Regions from separate parts of the Homo sapiens genome. Here region 2 is linked to region 1. The links are chromatin loops, found by intact Hi-C in ENCODE. Cell type or tissue: prostate gland. All regions are shown on one strand. Each heading gives the region's core, and the rest is flanking DNA. Links, peaks and the distances in the headings are about the cores only.

The links. Hi-C counts contacts between places; a loop is a spot of excess contacts. Peaks named below come from ENCODE experiments on the same cell type or tissue, not always from the same donor. Only the 100,000 strongest peaks of a DNase experiment are listed, where the experiment ranks them.
Region 2: it touches region 1 in a loop (13-fold over the local background); 8 of 110 quality-filtered maps call a loop at or near these places.

Annotation. Positions count from the first base shown.
Region 1 is chr16:82,262,379-82,265,184 of GRCh38, reverse strand. No RefSeq gene overlaps it. Among named protein-coding and RNA genes, the nearest start is that of MPHOSPH6, 94 kb to the right of the region's middle. In prostate gland, for the core only: a CTCF peak has its summit at 1,486 (motif pointing left); DNase peaks (open chromatin) are centred at 1,134 and 1,474; H3K27ac peaks cover 562 bases.
Region 2 is chr16:83,877,585-83,880,390 of GRCh38, reverse strand. No RefSeq gene overlaps it. Among named protein-coding and RNA genes, the nearest start is that of MLYCD, 20 kb to the left of the region's middle. RefSeq lists a silencer at 1,627-1,785. In prostate gland, for the core only: a CTCF peak has its summit at 1,324; a DNase peak (open chromatin) is centred at 1,350.

The DNA of each region.
Region 1 (2,806 bases), core at 223-2,722:
ACCACGCTCAGGATCTAACCATTTTCCAAGCACAGAAGAGGCACTCTTTCTTGGGAACGCACCTTGTGGGGAATCACAGGGATTCCCTTCTTCTACCTCCCAACCCCCTAGAAGTCTCTGCCCTCAGATCCAGGCAGAGGAATCTGAAATGCTTACTTGGCTTCCCTCTTGGGACTTGCAGTCTCATTAAAAATGCAGAGAGAGCCTGGGAGGAAAGTAAAGCCCCATTAACTTGAAGGAGGACCATTGAAATTTCCCTGTGCACACAAGTCCTTGCCAGTGCGACCTTGGCCGTTTCCCGGCCTGGAAAAAAAAAAAAAAAAAAAAAAAAAAAGTGGCGACGGTCAAACTCTCTTTTCCATGGTTTGTTGTGAGAGCTCCAAGAACATGTGGAAACACATGGCACGTGGTAGATTCTCAATAGCACTAAGCTCTCCCTCCTGAAATAGAAAAGTGCGAGACACAGGGGAAGAAGTATAAGGGGGATAAGGGAGCAGAGGAGGGGAAAGGGTTGACTAGGGCTCCAGCTGCTCCTGCCCAAAAGGGAGCTACCAGGGAGCATCCTAAGTCAACTGTATTCCATGGCTGGAAGGTGGAGCCGGGAAAAAATGGGGAGCATAGAAGAGAAGTATCTTGATACCTCAACCCAATATAGTCATGTCTAGAAGGGAGACACTTTTCCCAGGGAATGTGTAGATGAGGTCAAGCTCCAATGAGAAGCTGTGAATTAACCATAATCTTCAGAGCCCAGAGCCTGGAGAGATGCTGATGGCACCCGGAAGTAGGAACTGAAGCTCTCCTACCCGTATTATCAGTAGAGCTTTTCCCTCTGTCAAATCAGAATCCTCTGGAGGGCTTGTTAAAGGACAGATTGCTAAACCCCAACCCAGCCTTTCTGATTCAGTAGATCTGGGGTGCAGGCCAAGAATGTGCATTTCTAACAAGTTCCCGTGTGATACTAGTTCTGCTGGTCCAGGGACCACACTTTTAAGAACCGCTGTGCTATACCTTTATTTAATATCCTTATGAGAGATCCTCAGCCTAAAGCTAACAGAGACTTTGAACAACTCCTCCTCCTATTGGCGCCCCTGCACTTGAGTTGAGACATTGTGCTAGCTGACGCCTGTGAGCCCTGCCAGCTCTGGTGTTCTGCGATTTTGCAAGGGTCTAACCAATTCAGTGCATTTACTGCTTAGCTCTGGGCTGGGAATGGGGAGAGAGCAGGCGTACAAGTGTGATTGAGCGACAAGGAGAATCTCCAAAAGACAGAAAGAGCAAATACTGCATTTTTTTCCTATTTCCCTAATTTTGTTCCATACTCTAAAGCACTCTCCTGACTTCAGCTAAGCTTGCCCTGGGATCCTGGGCTTGGCAGATATTTAAAATAAAGAATGAGCTGTTTGGCAAGGTAAAGTTTTCCTAAACGTCCTCCCCACCAAAGATTCTCAGCCCCTATGGCTGTGCTTCTGTGACTCAACAGTGACATCTGGTGGCCATGAAGGTGCATCCCAAGCCCTGATAACACCTGCTCGTGCTTCTGAAAACTACGGCACATACAGGGGATGCCCAAATTGCCGTAAATAAGCTCATTTATCAATCACATATAACATACCCCTACTATCTGCAAGCAAATTGTTCTCTTGGTTGAATGCGAAAAACATTAAAGTATCTGACTTCTATTTTAAATCTCTATTCATTGACCCATTTGAAAGGATACAATCCTTAGGAGGCTGACAACCCACTGTGGTTGATGCATCTTAACTAATATTCACATTTAAACTGTTTGGTTAAAGGAATGCGTCAAAGCATTTGGCAGTGGAAAAACAACACAGCCTAACTTTGCATGCAACAATTTGATCTAAGCAAATAAATAAGTTATTTTCATTTCCAGTTTAACGTAACAAGAATATTTCTACAAGATAATTTGCTTTCAAAAATTCTAGCTGTGAAGTTTAATAACAGAACATGAAGCTTCGTGTCATTTCATATTTATGCTCCAATCCCAGTTTTGACAGTTCCCATGGGCTCTGGACTGCTTGGCTAGAGATATTTTAGGCCATGTTTTCATAACAACAGGTAGAAAACGCAGCCCTAGAGCCAGGAAAAAATAAAGAGCCTTTAATAGGGTTTTAGACATGGGACTTGCTCACCTTTTTCTCCTCCTTGCTACCAGGCAAGTTTACAACTCAAAGAAATGGTCAAGTTTTCCCTTCCAGTCTCCTAAATATATGGTACTAGACGCCTGTTCCAAGCTCGCAGTGTCAGAAAAGTCCCTTCTCTCCCCGGATTGGCTAACAGCAATGGCAGCTAGCTGGTACTGATCAAGAGTTGATGCCATGCTGGGGGTTGTGCCCAAAGCATCATACGAAGCTGGCCAAATCTCCAGGGAATCACCAGGAAGGAAGAACTATGTGTATCTCATTTCACAGATGAGGTAATGGGGCCTAGCTGGTGAGGACCTTTGCACATGGTCTCACAGATAGCATGGGTTCTGAACCCAGACATCTAATTCCAGACTAGGATCAGCCCTGGCCAGGTGTGTCAGGGTGAATCTGACCCATCCTCACCTAGTCAAACCCTTCAAAGGGCAGCTTCACCATTTTCTCTTCCTGCCCTACATTTCCCACCACTCTCACACCCACAAACCCAGCCCCTTCCAATGGCATCAGTGCCTCTTGCCAGTGAAATCTCACCCTGCTTATCACTAGCCCTCCCACAGTCCACCCTTGCTTTAAGTGGGTGACATGAATGTTAAGCATCTTAAAGGCAAGACTCATGTCTAATTTGTGTCTATATTAATCCCAAG
Region 2 (2,806 bases), core at 129-2,628, 1.6 Mb before region 1:
CAGTTACTCAGGAGGCTGAGGGAGGAGAGTCGCTTGAACCTGGGAGGGTTCAAGCTTGCAGTGAGCTGAAATGGCACCACTGCTCTCCAGCCTGGGTGACGGGGCGAGACTTTGTCTCAAAAACAACAAAAAAGTAGATGTGAACTCCCCTTAGAAGACGGTTATGGGTACAAAAGTCTCCTTTTATATATATTTTTACAAACACCATTGTAGGGAAAAGAAAGAGCCATGAGACTGTTACTGTGTCTATGTAGAAAAGGAAGACGTTAGAAACTCCATTTTGACCTGTACCCCGAACAACTGCTTTGCCCTGAGATGCTGCTAATCTGTAACTTTGCCCCAACCTTGAGCTCACAGAAACATATGTTGTATGGAATCAAGGTTTAAGGGATCTAGGGCTGTGCAGGGTGTGCCTTGTTAATAAAATGTTTACAGGCAGTATGCTTGGTAAAAGTCATTGCCATCCTCCACTCTCGATAAACCAGGGGCATGATGCACTGTGGAAAGCCACAGGGACCTCTGCCCAGGAAAGCCTGGTATTGTCCAAGGTTTATCCCCACGTGATAGCCTGAGATATGGCCTCGTGGGATGGGAAAGACCTGACCATCCCCCAGCCCGACACCCGTGAAGGGTCTGTGCTGAGGAGGATTAGTAAAAGAGGAAAGCCTCTTGCAGTTGAGATAAGAGGAAGGCCTCTGTCTCCTGCCTGCCCCTGGGAAGTGAATGTCTTGGTATTAAACCCGATTGTACATTTGTTCAATTCTGAGATAGGAGAAAAACTGTCCTATGGTGGGAGGCGAGACATGTTGGCAGCAATGCTACTCTGTTATTCTTTACTCCACTGAGATGTTTGGCTGGAGAGAAGCATAAATCTGGCCTACGTGCACATCCAGGCGTAGTACCTTCCCTTGGACTTACTTGTGACACAGATTCCTTTGCTCAAAAGTTTTCTTGCTGACCTTCTCCCCACTATCACCCTGTTCTCCTGCCGCATTCCCCTTGCTGAGACAGTGAAAATAGTAATCAGTAAATGCTAAGGGAACTCAGAGACCGGTGTCGGTGCAGGTCCTCCGGATGCTGAGCGCCGGTCCCCTGGGCCCACTGTTCTTTCTCTATACTTTGTCTCTGTGTCTTAATTCTTTTCTCAGTATCTCGTCCCACCCGACGAGAAATACCCACAGGTGTGGAGGGGCTGGCCCCCTTCACAGCATCCTGGAAGATTCTTACACATAAGAGAGTTTAAGAACCACCAGTTTAGAGGCAACATGCATCCCATATTTAATTTTTACTAGTTCTTAATAAATATTTGGAGCAAAATCCACAAGTTCCAGCAGAGGGGGATGTTACTGCATGAGAGGAAAAATCTTTAGCAGGAAACGAATTTAATAAGCCCCACATTCCAACACTGGAAAATGAAGACGCTTCCTTTTGAGACGAAGATATCCACCTGTGAAAGGGTTTTCCCACCACCTATCCCTCTTAGAGACCTCAGATGAGGATCAAGGCAGTCTGTAGAACAAATGCTGGCTGATGACTGTGTTTATGTTCCAAGAATTTGGGAATTTGTCAAAGCACAATATTGTTAAATTAATACAATCTTTGTCTGTAAGGGGTCTGGGGGAAATTATTTTGACAACTATTGTGGGCCAAGTATGCCTCTTTTTTTTCTTCTCTCTTTTTTTTTTTTTTGAGTCGCAGTCTCGCTCTGTCGCCTAGACTGGAGTCTAGTAGGGCAATCTCGGCTCACTGCAAGCTCCGCCTCCCAGGTTCACGCCATTCTCCTGCCTCAGCCTCCCGAGTAGCTGGGACTACAGGTGCCCGCCGCCACGCCCAGCTAATTTTTTGTATTTTTAGTAGAGACGGGGTTTCACCATGTTAGCCAGGATGGTCTCGATCTCCTGACCTCGTGATCCGCCCGCCTCGGCCTCCCAAAGTGCTGGGATTACAGGCGTGAGCCACTGCGCCCGGCCCAAGTATGCTTCTTGTTCTACGTTGGTTCACTTTCATTGTTGGGCTTGGCACTCTTGAAGAAGCCATGAATGAAGCTGTACATTTCTCAATCCCCAGATGAAATGAAAAATTATTGCAAGGAGCCTTCACTCTTAGACTCAATTTACCCTCATGTTTCTGCATCTTTACAGACGAGGCTTGTTCCCTGGATGCAGACTTGAAGAGGTGGAAATTTTAACTAGAAGAGGGAAAGAAACGGACATTTATTCAGCAGCCTCCTTGTGTGAGCAACTTGTACATTATCTCCTCTAATCCTCAACCACACTGCAAAGCCTAGATTAATGTCTCTATTTTAGACAGAGGGTAACTTAGGATCAGAGGACGTAGGAAACTTGCCCAGATCATACAGGGTAGCAAGAGCCTGAATCAAGATCTGGACCTTGGTCCAGGTGACTCAGTAGAAAGAAAAAGAAAGAACCATCTTGATACCCTATCACCTACACAAGAGAAGGTCTACTGCTTTTAGCCAAAAGGATGGAAATGTGACCAAAGAAATACCATGTGCGTTAGCTGAAGATAAGGCCCAGTTGCCCCTCGAAGCACAGCCCGGAGAGTGAGCTTGTGGGGGCTGCCCTGCTGGGGAGCTGACACACCGAATCTGACCCTGAGGATCACAATGACTTTCTTCCTTGGCTCTGTTTTACTCTTTCTGCCAAAGGTCTTCGTAGCAGGCGGTACAATGCCCCTCCTAACGATGTCTACATCTGAATCCCTAGAATCTGTGAATATGACACCTGACATGGAAAAAGGGACTTTGCAGATGTGACTGACTTAAGGACCTGGGATGGGGAGATGA